Regions from separate parts of the Homo sapiens genome. Here regions 1, 2, 4 and 5 are each linked to region 3. A link is a contact called in ENCODE Hi-C data. All regions are on one chromosome and are shown on one strand. Each heading gives the region's core, a stretch centred on a gene start or an enhancer-like site at or near the end of the contact. The rest is flanking DNA. Distances are from core to core; before and after follow the strand shown.

What was found. A loop is a pair of places that touch in the nucleus more often than their neighbours do. Pooled maps may share reads with other maps.
Region 1: a loop to region 3 is called in a map of OCI-LY7, with 18 times the contacts of the local background. The contact joins the promoter of DESI2 here to the promoter of ERO1B in region 3. A Hi-C loop is called at or near these places in 4 of 168 maps with a recorded cell type or tissue (CD8-positive, alpha-beta T cell, OCI-LY7 and naive thymus-derived CD4-positive, alpha-beta T cell) and 10 of 50 pooled maps.
Region 2: a loop to region 3 is called in a map of CD4-positive, alpha-beta T cell, with 12 times the contacts of the local background. The contact joins the promoter of ADSS2 here to the promoter of ERO1B in region 3. A Hi-C loop is called at or near these places in 5 of 168 maps with a recorded cell type or tissue (CD4-positive, alpha-beta T cell, CD8-positive, alpha-beta T cell and naive thymus-derived CD4-positive, alpha-beta T cell), 3 of 37 single-sample maps with no recorded cell type and 10 of 50 pooled maps.
Region 4: a map of naive thymus-derived CD4-positive, alpha-beta T cell shows a loop between it and region 3 (22-fold over the local background). The contact joins the promoter of ZBTB18 here to the promoter of ERO1B in region 3. A Hi-C loop is called at or near these places in 1 of 168 maps with a recorded cell type or tissue (naive thymus-derived CD4-positive, alpha-beta T cell), 1 of 37 single-sample maps with no recorded cell type and 7 of 50 pooled maps.
Region 5: a loop to region 3 is called in a map of naive thymus-derived CD4-positive, alpha-beta T cell, with 14 times the contacts of the local background. The contact joins the promoter of EXO1 here to the promoter of ERO1B in region 3. A Hi-C loop is called at or near these places in 1 of 168 maps with a recorded cell type or tissue (naive thymus-derived CD4-positive, alpha-beta T cell), 1 of 37 single-sample maps with no recorded cell type and 7 of 50 pooled maps.

What each region holds. Positions count from the first base shown.
Region 1 is chr1:244,651,797-244,654,496 of GRCh38, forward strand. DESI2 (desumoylating isopeptidase 2) reads left to right here and starts at 1,330. Exons shown (of 5, transcript NM_016076.5): 1 at 1,330-1,559. The coding sequence starts at 1,518. RefSeq lists enhancers at 1-574, 834-993 and a silencer at 1,074-1,843.
Region 2 is chr1:244,450,539-244,453,238 of GRCh38, forward strand. ADSS2 (adenylosuccinate synthase 2) reads right to left here and starts at 1,371. Exons shown (of 13, transcript NM_001126.5): 1 at 1,097-1,371. The coding sequence starts at 1,279. It also overlaps a transcript of CATSPERE not described here. RefSeq lists silencers at 551-830, 1,271-1,760.
Region 3 is chr1:236,280,642-236,283,341 of GRCh38, forward strand. It overlaps ERO1B (endoplasmic reticulum oxidoreductase 1 beta), which reads right to left and starts at 1,317. Exons shown (of 16, transcript NM_019891.4): 1 at 1,041-1,317. The coding sequence starts at 1,142. RefSeq lists an enhancer at 712-911 and silencers at 982-1,031, 1,072-1,661.
Region 4 is chr1:244,049,864-244,052,563 of GRCh38, forward strand. It overlaps ZBTB18 (zinc finger and BTB domain containing 18), which reads left to right and starts at 1,420. Exons shown (of 2, transcript NM_205768.3): 1 at 1,420-1,581. The coding sequence starts at 1,569. RefSeq lists enhancers at 429-478, 2,195-2,696 and a silencer at 659-748.
Region 5 is chr1:241,846,938-241,849,637 of GRCh38, forward strand. It overlaps EXO1 (exonuclease 1), which reads left to right and starts at 1,267. Exons shown (of 16, transcript NM_130398.4): 1 at 1,267-1,416; 2 at 1,794-2,090; 3 at 2,175-2,279. RefSeq lists an enhancer at 963-1,302.

The DNA of each region.
Region 1 (2,700 bases), core at 80-2,579, 8.4 Mb after region 3:
CAATCTGCCACACTCATCTCCCTATTTCCACCTCCTTTGCCTCTCTGAAATCCATTTTCCACACAGCAACCCAAGTAATCATTTTTAAACACACGCACACTCATTTCACTCCCTGGTCCAAACTTATGGCTTCGTTTAAAATACAACCCCTGTTATGAATTTTAAAATCCTTCCGGGATCTGGCCTCTGCCTACCTGCCCAGCTCATCTAGTACCGTCGACTCCTTGCCTACTGTGTCCCAGCAAGAGTGATCTTTTGTTTCCTTGAATACAGAAAACTCCTTCATGCTTCAGATCTTTGCATTTGTTCCCTTTGACTGAAATACTCCTCCCCCTCATATCTGCGGGGCTGGCTTTGTCATTCACATTTCAGCTTAAAACTCATTACAGCGATCTTCCCCGTGCAGCCAATTTAAGAATGACTTCACCTTACTTAAATTTTCTGCAAAGCACATACCAGTGATATTTTGTATGTCCCTGTTCCTGTTTATCACGGCATTCCCGAGGGCCTACAACACTGCCTGGCACATAGGAAGCACATAACAAACATTTGTTGAATTAATGCAGAGCTGCATACTACGTCCCAGGATTGTGCTAAGCTACGGTTACTGTACCCTTCCCATCTCAGCAGGATAGTTTCACAAAATGTAAATTCCACATTGAGGATTAATTGGATGCACGTTACACCTCATCCCACACCAGTAACTCGTCTTCCTCTATTTCCCCACCACTCCCCTTGCCAAATAAAAGGTGAGGAAGCATTTGGAAAACTTAGGGTCATCACTCTGGTCTTTTGCCACATTTCGCTGGCTTCATCGAGCTCAACGCAACATGAACTACTAACAGCAGCAGCACCTGAGATGAGAGGGTGAATGAAGGTAGGAGATTTCACCGCCCGCGGGCGGCAAGGGATCTGCCGCAGCTCTAAAGCACTGCATGCTGGGAGTTGTAGTCTCCCGGGGAGGCCTGGTCTGGTAGGACCGGGGCCCCCGCGGCATGCAGGGAGTTGTAGTCGAAGGGCTGTTGAGACTCCGCCTCTGCACTTATAGTAGCAAGGGGGAATCCTCACTGCATGCTGGGAACTGTAGTCTTCCTGGGTCCCCGTTCCTCCAGGACGCGGAGGCGCCGGAGTTGCCGCCATTTTAGGTCCCGAGGTGCGCCGGCCGAGAACCAGAGCGCAGGCGGGCTCAGTCCTGGCGCCGGGCCGGCCCCGCCCCCGGGGCGCCTGGCGCCCGCCCCTTGCTCAAGCCCCGCCTTTCCCCACGTGTCTGCCGCCTAGGGGAGGTGCCTCATCCGGAGCGGGCCGCCAACGGTCCGGCCCCGTCCGCACAGACGCTCCTGTCGGCGGCGCCCGGGAGCGGCTCGGCTGCCCGATGCTTCCGCCCCGGCTGCCGCGGGCCGGGCTGTACGCTTAGTGCCCGGCTCAGGCCCCCTGAAGCGCCCGCGGGGGTGAGAGCGGCCTCCGGCCCCGCGGAGACGGAGCGGCTTGAGGACGAGGCGGCGGCCGCGGGGAGGAGGATGGGGGCTAACCAGTTAGTGGTGCTCAACGTGTACGACATGGTGAGTGCGGCCCCTGGCGGCCCCGAGCCCTGGCCCAGGCCGGCTTCCTCTCGCCCGTGGGGCTCGGACCCCGGCCCCAGGCGCTTCCTGCCTGGCGTCTCCGCCTCCAGCCTAGTTCTCGGGGGAAGCCGGGGGTGAAGGAGGGAGTATTGTTATTTTTTAATCCTCGCACTCGTCGACGCTCCGGTGAACCCAGTCAGCCCGAGGGTTTTGGCCAAAGCTCGGGTGGGCTTGAACCTCTCCCATCCGCTCAGCTTGGACCCGACCCCGGCTCTGGGCCCGACCCCTTGGCCGACGTGCAGTGTCCTTTCGGCAAAGCTTCCGTTGCGTTTCCAACCCCACTTGCCGGCCCCCGGGGCTGCCCCGGGACCCCCGTCCCGACCGCCTGCGCTCCCAGCTCCTCTGCTTCTGCCGAACTGTCCGTCTCTCTCCATGGCTACGTCTTCAGAAACTCCCAAGCCCCTCTAAGTCCAGAAGGTCACAGCTTTCGGGTGCCTGTGCTAGAATCTCTTCAAAGGTGAACAGGAGCCAACACACCCTTTCCTTGTGTGTTAAAGGCAACCTCGTTAAAATATGAATGAGGCTAACATTTCTCAAGAAAATAGCCCAGCTGAATTATTTAGAGATCCTGGTGGTGCTCCTTTCCTACACTCTGAAGACCACTTTCCAGGTGATGCAACAGGTGACGTGACCACGGGAGAGGGAAGGGAAGAAGTTGTTTATTGTATCATCTAACTTTGGAGTATGGCAAGCACGCAGAATCGAGTCCAAGAACTGGTTTGCCTGATTTTTGCAGTGAAATGCCCCCAGAAAAAAGCACCCGGTAGAGAATTGTCGTTGCAGTTAGATGCATGTTTGGGTGTGTTTGCTTGCTTTGTTCTGTAGAATGGGTTTTTGTTCTGTAGACTGGATTAGTACCTCTGACTGCAGTGCTTAAAATTCCTTGTAAGTTGACTGACAAATGAAAAATTGCCCGTCGTTATTTTTGTTGGCTTAAAGATGCAGGAGAGCAGAAATACTACAGGCCAAGAGTCTTATACAGTTCTAAACTTTGTATTCCCTTGTATTATTTATAAGTTTCTAAATTTACAGTGTTATTATATCTTGGGTAGAGTGGGATTTCTCATGCCATATCTGGGAA
Region 2 (2,700 bases), core at 121-2,620, 8.2 Mb after region 3:
AACATATACAGCATGGCACCATCATATCATGCCATGCATGTTCAAAAACAAATATTCTTGCAACCTAAACAGATAGCAGTTAACTTCAAATATTACATTATGCTTTGTTTTGAAAGTGGTTATTGCTCATCTGCTTAGAATTTTGAAACTGGAGAGAGTTATCTGAGAGCCTTTACAAAGGCCTTACCCTGTATGCTGCGTCAAAGGAAACGACAAATAGGAAGAAAGGTTACACTGAAAACCACGTGTCTCCCGTTAGAAGTACATTACCACCTCGTTTTCCGAAAGTTCACTTTCGATGTCACCTTAACAATGCAAATATTTATTTCCAAATACTCAATTTGACATCCATGTATTTACTTCCCTCACTTTTTTTGAACAGAGAAGGGATTCCTTCCTCTGGGACCAACTAGTAAAAGTAATTTCTCCTTAACTTTCATGTATGGAGCACACTGTAAAAACAAAAACAAAAACAAGAAACTCAGGGCCCTAAAACAACAGTCCAAAGCCCAGAGGTGGGTGGGTTTGGATGTCAACAAAGTGGACCAGAGGAAGCAAAGCACTGCATGCCACGGTCCTGCAGATGGGGGATCGGTGAGTCTGATTTCAGGACGTTTCGAAACAATCCACTCCCACTCCGCCGCCCTGGGCGGGGCGGGGGGGCGGTGATGGGGGGTTCTGCCGTCGCGCCGGGTCTCCGCCCGCAGTCGGAAGAGTTGGGAGCAGGCCTCGGGCGGTAGCTCCTCAAACTCGGACCGCATCCCACCTCCACCCCGGCCTCAGTCCCGGCGCTGAGCACCACTCGCCAGACGCAAAACTGCAACTGCCAGGCATCGCGCATCTCTCAAAGGCTCCCCGCCAGCCCACCTCTTCCTCCAGGGCCACCCCAAGTTTCACCCGACGCTCCAGGTCAGGGGTCCCCGACCTCCCGCCATTTCTCCACGTAGCCGCAGCTCAGGACAGGAGGAGAGAGCCTCAAGGTGACACCTCATTTTGGCCAGTGGATCCGGGTTCTGGGTCCGAGTTCCCGGGCACCAGGAGCCAGGCAGCCCGAGCTCCCGGGCCCGGCTTCCCATGAGAGGCCCCGTCGCCTCACCTGGCAGCGGCACACGATGTCGGCGTCCTGCGCCAGCAGGTCCACCACCTTCCCTTTGCCTTCGTCGCCCCACTGCGCACCGAGCACCACCGTCACCCGGTTTCCTCCGGGCCGCGCCCTGGGGCGGCCGCAATCGCCGTTGGGCAGGGAGGATGCCGCCGGGTAGGTCTCGGCGAACGCCATGGCTCCAGTGACGCGAGGAGAGCCCGAAGGAGAGGCGGCCGGCGAGGAGTGAGCGAACTGAACTGCTCTGCGGCCGCCAGCCACATGCAGAGGAAGAAGGAGCCAGAGGCCGGCCCCGCCCCCGCCCCGCCGGGCCGCCACCCTCCAGCCAGTCCCCGCCCCGCTCTCCGCCACAGCCCGCTCAAGGGGGTACCATGACTGCCCCGCGCAGGCCGGCCTCGGCAGCACCGCCCGCAGGAAGAGGCCCTGGTGGCGGCAACGGCCGCCACCCCGGACCGAGGCCACGCCCCTTCCGCGGCCTGGCGCGCCACTCCCGTGCAAACCTCGCGAGCGGAAAAGGTCAGGGGCGGGGCTTCGAGAGCGCTTCTCCTTCAGCACCCCGCCTACCCGCTCTACCTCTCGCTTTCAAACTGGAGAGGCGCGGAAGCGCGTGTGGAGCGTCGGACTACAAATCCCAGCATGCAACGCTCTGGGCTGCGGCGGTGTATTCTGGGGCCACTGTGTCTGCCATCTGCAGGTTTGTCTGGATTTGTCTTTATTAAGGAATGAATGTGTACAAAATACAAACTGTGGAATTTCGCAGTACAAACAGCATAAAATCGGAACGTGTAAGTGTAGAATTGGAAATTAAAAGTCCGGAAGTAACAGAGATGGGGACAGGGATCAAAAAAGACAAAATTCAAAAGTAAGGCAATAAGATAAAGGACATGAGACCTGAAATCAATAGATCAAATAAAGTCCTAATCCTCATTTTACATAGTAGTAACAAAGGCTCAGAGAGGAGGAGTGGATTACCTATGTCGCATATAGTACATATATGCAGATACCGTCATGCACTTCTTTATTTTTTAATCCCCACAACCATATAAGGTAGGTGATCCTCTATTATCCTTATTTTACAGGATTTAAAAGCTGGGTAACTTGCCCTAGTGAGGCTTGAATTGGTACTTCGATAATCTAAGTCCAGAGCCCATGTCCTTCCTGTAGATTCCACTGTCTCTCAGTTACATTTGTAACTAGATTCTGGTGTATACCTACTGTTCATCTAATGCCCTTTCGACACCAACACAAATTAACTATGATGTTTAATTCTGATAAAAGGTGCTTCGAAAAAAAGTGGGAATGGAATCACATTATATGTACCGTCTCCCAAATCGCCTGTACATACTGTATGTTCACTAATGGTCCCTAGAGTACACTTTAGTATTTTATTTCTAGTCAATGAGTTAAGTCAGGAACATTGAGAACCTGCTATTAACTAACTAAGTGTCCTGGGCACTGATAACATAGGAGAAATAAAGATACAATTCAGCCCTCAAGGATTCAAATTATTTGGTCTATTGATTAGTAAACAATTATAATACTATGTGATAATTGTTGTCTATCTTGGCCTTATTACAAGATCACAAACATTTTGGAAA
Region 3 (2,700 bases), core at 67-2,566:
TGCAGGGCACCATAAAACCATGAAATAAAGTGACTCAATTCAGAAAAACATGTTTTCACGGTTACACTCAGAGTCACCTTCAATTTTTCTTGGATGAGCACTAATTGCTTCAAATGACATCTCCCCTCATCATCAGGCCACCTGAGACCTTCGTTTTATTTTTTTGGCCCTCAGCAGTGCTGCCTCCTTGCAGCAGGTGCAGACAACAAGCAGCAGCACCTGGCAATCAATTCAAATTCTACTGAATAGAAGCAAACACCTCTCTGAAGGCGAAAGGATCTGGTCAGCTAAGCCTCAGATTTCTAGCACACTGAGAACACTTGTAATCATCGCTTCACATCAACAACCAGCCAGCACCTCACGACTGCCAGAGCCAGAGCCTCCATCCACGAGCCACAACGCCCCACTCAGACCCCCCCAGTCTCGTATTGGGACTTACCTGGCGATGCCACTTGGCAGACACAGCTCAGCTGGGTAAAAATAAAGCAATCTTGAGCAAGGGAAGGTGCTCGAGGAAGAGTAAAAGCCCAGAAAGCTCTAGTCCGACAGTTCGAGTGAAGTCTTGCCCCCTCCCAATCCCCTGCGCCTGGCGGGGCCTCGGGGGTCTGCGGAGTGCCCCCAACTCTCAGTCTCCCTCCCTCACTAACTCCTGAAGGGAAGGACGTCACCGTTTCTCTGGGCGCTCGCTCCCTTCGCAAGACAGCCGAGGTGGTTCATGCCCGTCCCATCTCCCGCCACACTCCCAGCCGCTTAACACATCCGAGAGGAAAAAACGAAAACAGCTCAGGGGGACCGTCACCATCTTCCTCTTTTGACTGCCATTACCCGGAGTGTCGCCGTCCCCCCACCCTGCGGGCGGTTCGCAGATGTTTCCCGCACTGGACGGTCAGGTCTCTGCTCCCCGGGTTTTCTGCTCGCCAGAAATCACCTCTTTTCTGGCCCGGCCCTGCCCGGCCCTCCCCGCGTCACAGCCGCGGCCCGTGTGTAGCGGCCGCGGGTGTTCGGCCGGGGGTTCCCGGCCCGCTATCACTCGGGCTTACCTGCGCCTCGACGACGCTCCGCAGGAAGCTCAGGGTGACCAGCAGCTGCACCGCGGCCGCTACCCCCTGCCCAGCGCCTGCCCGGCGGACCCCTTGGCTCATGCTGACCTCTACCCACACCGCGGCCAGCCGGACCCCTCGGGGCCGGGGAACGACGGGCGGCCCAGGCGACGACCCAAGGGGACGGTTCCCAGCGGCCGAGCGACTCCAGGGTCAGAGGTCTGCACTCCAGTCCGGAGGCAGGCGACTCTTTCCCCAACACCCGGCAGCTGCGAGTGAGGCAGGAAAGGCGAGCGCCCCCACTTCATCCCCCAGGCGGCCCCGCCCCCGGCTCGCTTGGCTCCTCGGCCACGCCCCCAAGCGCGGGGCCTTGTGGGAGTTGTGGTCCTGGGCGGTCGCCTAGGCGCCGCGGCAGGAAGGCGGAGCCGCTGAACGAGAGGACTCGGGAACTACAACTGCGAAGGCCGCCCCGCCTCCCCGAGGCCTCGGGCTCCGCGGCGGCCAATGAGGCGGGACCACGCGGGCCTCCAAAACACCGGGGGGTGCGGGCGGGGGAAGCGGGGCGACCTCTTCTCCGGGAAACCAGGCTGAGGACCTCTCTGCGTCGGTCCCTGCTGTCGCTCCTGGAGTCCTCGCAGACGCCAGGCTCTAGGATTCACCCAGTACGCGGGCGAGTTAGGAACGGACGGTGCGGGATCTTTGACTTTCGGTCTGAAGCGTATTCTTTGTCTCATTCATTTTTCTGTAGCCTCACATCTGCTGTGGGTGCCTATGTAAGCTACCTGTGACTTGTAGAGATGGCTTCGGCTCTTTTTTAATTTCATGCACCCTAGATGTGGATGTCATCTCCTGCCCCGCCCCAGCCCGACTCCTAGGTTGACACGTGCGAGTATAACGCATGCTAAAGAATGAAGACAAACCCAAAGGCTTATGATGAAATATGGGGATGGGGTAAAACAAAAAAAAACTTAGAGTGACATAGATTGGGCGCAGATCCCAACTCTAAAACATTCTAGCTAGTTATTGGGCCTTAATTCCCACCTCATATCTTGTTCTAGGGCTACATAAGATTAGATACAGAAAGAGCTGAGTATAGTGCCTAGCACCTAGGAAGCACTCAATAAATGGTAACTGCTATTAGTTTTATTAATGCCTTTGATTTCTACAAAACGAGTAATACATCTCCCTTGTGTTTATGTAGCGTGTATTAGTTTCTCATTGATGCTGTAAGAAACTATCACACATTTAGTTGCATACAACAAAAGAAATTCATTACCTTATAGTACTGGAGATCAGGTGTCCAAAATGGACCTGTAGGGCTGTGTTCCTTTTGGAGGCTCTCAGGGACAATGTGTTTCCTTACCTTTTCCAGCTTCCAGAGGCCACCTGCATTCCTTACCTCATGACTTCACATCTCCTTCACTCTCTCTGCTTCCCTCGTCACATGCCTTCTCTTGTGACCCTAACTCTTCTGTCTCTCTTGTATAAGGACCCTTGTGATTACATTGGTTACAGACCATCCTATCTCAAAATCCTCAACTTGATCACATCTGCACAGTCCCTTTTGCCATATAGGATAACATATTCACAGGTTCCAGAGATTAGGATGAGGATTTATAAATAGAGGGTCATTAATCAGCCTACCACATAGTGGTTTATA
Region 4 (2,700 bases), core at 170-2,669, 7.8 Mb after region 3:
CTGGCCCATTGCGGTGCCCGGGACTCATTAAACTGTCACTCACCCCCCACCCCACTGGGTAAATGGGGTGATTAATGTCTGATATATTGGAATGGGTCGAGGGCATTTGTGGAGAATAGGTGGTGTGGCTGGGAAGAAATTGATCTCCCGAGGATGTCTCCTGGACTAAGTGTTCATAATTATGTCACTCACCGCGAAGTTGGAGAAAGTTAGGTTTGTGACTTTGGGAAAGCGAGAAGGACAGGACGGAGTCGTCGGGTTTTGTTACTCTTTAACTCTCCGCCACGGCTTTCTAATGGGAACGAAGTGGTTATCACCAGGGCTGGGACGCTGGCGCCTCAGGCCCCAGTTCCTTTTCTACCCCTCGCCCTCCCAAGAGTCTGAGGAGATGTATTTGACATTCAGAGATGTCGCAGCACCCTGCCCGGTACCGGTCAGCCCAGCCCGGGTCGCGTTACAGTTTCATCAGCTATTAGAAAAGACCCACAAACTGGCTGAAAAGTTCTCAAACTTACTAGACCTGGCTTCCCCCCACACAAAGATTTTCTTGTGATCATAAACATTAGAGTGACCCCCCCCCAAAGAAAAAAAAGATTGTTAAGGGACACAGATCAAGGGGAAGGCAAGGTTCTGCTTTTTCTGAGCAGAAAGATCAGATATGCAGGTGCAGCATTCATTTTAAGTGACTGGAGCAGGTTGTATCAGTTTATTAATTGGTCTCGTTGAACTGAAGTACTTTCCAGGATTTCAGAAAGTGCAGTTTCAGCTTGTTGGTACCGAGAATTGAAATTTGCATTGACTGTGGCAGTGTAAGAAATTTTTCTGAGAAGGTAGTTGTAGATAAGTAATTACATAAGAGTGAAATAATAAGGTGAACCAGTCTGAAGTAATAGTTCTGAACAAGTCTGCCAACATTTGAGACATGTATACCATTATCTCAGCAGAAAAAAATAAAAAAGTGCGGTAATAATGTTGAAATGGGACTGGAGATGTCAAATGGGTTGGTTTAAAAATATCCCTAAACTGCTTTAGAAACTAAACGTTGGAGTTGAATAAAAGTGAATCTGGATTTCCTGAATAGCACCGTGGCTTGAGTGTGCTGTCAGTATGTAAGCCAGTCCACCAACTTAAGACAGAAGTGTTGCTATTCCATAAATACAGTAGAACTCCATATGCTGAGTTTTTCAATTTCTTCTGTTAGAAAGTTTGGAAAAAAAGGAAGACTTTGAAGTATTTTGTTTATACTAACAGAAGAGAAAAGTTCTCCTAAGAAAAAGCTGGTGGCAGGAGTGTAGAGGAGTAGCATATGGCATTAAAAGGAGCACAGCTGGAGGTAGCATTTCCATCTGAACATGATGTCAGAGCAGCTGACAGCCTGCCATCCCTCAGCCTTTTATTCTAACACACAGACAGGGAGTTAGTGTGTGCGGATCTGTGGTGGAGAAGGTATCTCATTCCTCTCTAACATCATCTCCACTTTGCATCTGTCTCTCTTAGTCTGCTTTTTTTCCACCGATGTAACAGACCTGGAGCCAGCAGGACTCAGAGGAAAGGACTTAATCAGGTTTATGTGTCCTAAAGGTAGGAGTAGCAAGAGATTAGATTGAGCATATTTCTGTTTTGGTGTTTTGTTTATTTAATTTTAAAAATCACATTACTTTTCTAACCCAGTTTAGGAATAATATATGAAATTGAGTATTAAATGAACATCTTACTGGAGTTGAAAGTCTTGAGCTTGTTTAGTTTTAATTTTTTATCCCTTTTACTTGAGCGAGTAAATAACTTTAATACACAAATATTTCAAGTTTTGAAATGTTAAGAAAGGCTTTAAAATGCTGCTTTTGGAAATCACGTTGGATTAAAATGCTTTTTTGTTGTTCACTGCTATTTAGATTTGATTGGGGTGGTGGTGGTGGGGAAATAGTAAACTGGAATCCAGCATTCAAACTTATATGAGAAGATTATTCTAGTTAAGCAGCTAGATTGTTGTATAATTAATTCCTCTGTGAAACTTTATTCTTCAAAACATTGAGCAGCACTACTGAAACATACAGCTGTAGTGCTGTTGAAACTGCAGGTTTTTAAGAAGAAGAAAAAAAAACCAAACTTTTGTCCCCAGGAGAATAGTTTGACTGGTTTCCTCATTTCTCTTTCAAATATATATTTAAGAGATCTTTTATTTCAGCATAACAATAATTATTTGCAGGAGTTTTTGTGTTAGCGACTAATTTAGAACTTGTAGATTTGAGCTGCCTGAATTGGCCAGACAGCTGTAATCGCACTCCTCTATTCTTAATCTCTTTATCTGGGCAGCAGCTGCCATATGGCCACAGTCAGCTGGATCAGATGTTTATAAGCTTCCTTCTTCGTCCCTCTCTGTCCTCTCAGCCTCCTAATTTGATCACGGCTACCTTGTGAGCTGCCCTCCAATCTTTATTTTTAGCCTTCTCAAGGATTAGGATTGATGTTAGCTGTGGGGCACTTAAAGTGATTGTATTGTAAATCTTAGTTTATTCTAGCAGTGGCATCTTGCAGAATGTGTCTGGGGTTAGGATAAAGTTTTAGTCTGTCTTGGGCAAAGTGTAGAAGAACAAGAAGAAAGGAAGTAATTTCTGAATATTAAATTAAGTGTATCTATTCCCAAAATGCACTTGCTGAGATGGGTGGTGTGGAGGCTTGCTTCTGGTCACAGGAAAGGGG
Region 5 (2,700 bases), core at 17-2,516, 5.6 Mb after region 3:
GTTACTACAGCTGGATAGTCCAATGAGTGTAAGAAGGCTTCTCTACAAACACATGCTGCCCACATCGAAGTTCCTCTTTAATCTACTGCAGTTTGAAATTGTCCCCCACTTTCTCCAAGAGTCCACTCCAAGCTAGTTTAGGGTTAGGTCTACCATAGCCTTTGGAAGAGGGAGGGAAGATAACTTTTCTCATCTCTCCTAGTCCCAGCTCTAAAGACCAGAACCAGGGAGAAAGCAACACAGCTTTTCCAAACACATTCCCCAAATGTGGCACCTTTTCAACAATTTTAGTAACAAATTTAAGGCATCATAGATGCCTTTAAAATTGGCATGATAGATGTTAGAGTGATCATAAAAAGACTTTAAAAGAGGAAAAGATGTAAAGAACGTAATCAAATGGGGAGCATGTTTAACAATGTGCTCACTTCTTCCCCTTCAATTCCTTGAATTGAGTCTGCATTATCATTCCTATTGATCTTTGAGCCCAGAACATTACTTTGTGGTCTGGCCTAAGGTTTCTTCCAATTTTTTAAATTACAATATCCCTAAGAGGACAGCGACGAGGTCTGGGGTGTTATGAGGATTGGAAACCTAGCCACAAGTGACCATGAAAGTCCAAAATGCCTCTAAAGTCTTTGTCTCTAAGGCCCATTTTCAAGGTCTTGTTATATAGCTAATTTTTCCCCGACTTATGTCAAAAATAAACGAAGCTGGGTTCTAGGTAAAATGGTAGGGGCAGATTTTAATCACTACTACTACTGCAATGGGGAAAAGAACCCAGCGTGAACTGAATTCAATTTCGATTTGTAGAGGCAACCGGGCGTTTTAAAGAGAATGAAGGAATTAGGATGGGACTGATGACGCCGAGGGGGACTGAGCAACTTTTTCAGGTTTGAAAAGCCTCAACATCAACGCGCGACGGCGCTCTTTCAACATCAGCCTCCAGAACTGGGGCTGCAGCCAGGAGGGAACTACAACGCCCAGCAGCCCCGGCGGGTGTAAACACTCCCAACTTCCGAGGCGGTGCTCACCATCGGCCATCAGCGCCAGTGCCACTCGCGCCCTCAAGAAGCCGCACGGAGTTCGGGCCGGCAGCAGCGGCTGCAGTCGTATGGCAGTGAGCCGCTGTCTACCCAGCGAGACGGAGAGCTCAGGACGCAACCCTATGAGTTGGAAGCCGCAGGAGGCGGAACCGGGTTGCGGGATACGCGTTGACGTCACATCCTCTGGGCGGGGCCGCAAGGAACCCGCGCAAATTGAAAGGTCAGCCTTTCGCGCGCTGTGTAGGCAAGTTACCCGTGTTCTGCGTTGCCGGCCGTGGGTGCTCTGGCCACAGTGAGTTAGGGGCGTCGGAGCGGGTTTCTCCAACCGCAATCGGCTCCGCTCAAGGGGAGGAGGAGAGTCCCTTCTCGGAAGGTGAGAGGAGCGGGCTGTGCGGAGGCTAATGGGTGGGTTCCCTTGGGGGTCGACCTGCGCGTCACCTCCGACCCTCCTCTCGGGATTCGGGTCTTCCAGGAAGGGAAGGAGAGGGTCTGGCGTGATCTTCCCAACCCAACAGCGGAGCCCTTAGCCTGAGTGGAGTATGTGTTTTGTTCCGAGGGGACGTCTGGCAACCAGAGGTCTGCAGTTCAGTGAACGGAGGGAGATAAGAGAGCAGACGATTCCGGGCTGGAGCAGGCGCCAGGGTTGCCAGACTTACCTCATTTTTCCGCAGAAGCTGGCAGTCCAGGTTTTACATGCAATCTCTCCACCTTTAAATGTTGACAAGTACATTTTCCCATAATATTTTGCAGGCCTAAGGAAACGTGTCGTCTGGAATGGGCTTGGGGGCCACGCCTGCACATCTCCGCGAGACAGAGGGATAAAGTGAAGATGGTGCTGTTATTGTTACCTCGAGTGCCACATGCGACCTCTGAGATATGTACACAGTCATTCTTACTATCGCACTCAGCCATTCTTACTACGCTAAAGAAGAAATAATTATTCGAGGATATTTGCCTGGCCCAGAAGAAACTTATGTAAATTTCATGAACTATTATATCCGTTTTCCTCGGAGTGAGAGAAAACTCTTTTTAGATATCATCTGAGAGGTAAGAGACTGTTTTTCTGAAACTGTGGCTTGAGGACCACCTGCATCCAGATTAACTGCTTTGTTTAAAATTCATTCACAGCAGAACTAGTGAATCCCAGTCACTGAGTGGAGTTGAGAGTCTAAGAACCTCTGAAATTTGAGAACTGCTGGACCAGAGCCTTTAGAGCTCTGATAAGGTGTCAACAGGGTAAAGCTGCCTCCTGATCCTGTACTTTCTTTCTTCCTTTCCTTCCAAACTTAACGTTTGATAGGAGAGATTTGTATTATGAAATGCTAAGCAACTGCTCAGTGCCCATTACTGACTTTTTATTGTAGAGTGGGGGGAGGTCGTTTCATCAGAAAGGGTTGTGACAGTTCCAGAATCTCTGTATAGAAAGGGCTTAGGGGGCTGCAACCGGAATGGAAGGGGGTGGAAAGTTAAAGCATTTGTCTTGAAGCTGTATTTGCATAGCAGACGCAGTTTCACAGTTCTTTAGGGTAGCTTTCAGAGAGGCTGATGGAGTTGCCCCTGGGCGCCACCACTGTTTATTACCAGAATGTTCGTGCTTAGAATAATGCGTTCTAATAGCAGTGAATTTCAGTCCTAAAAAAGTACAGGATCATTTCTG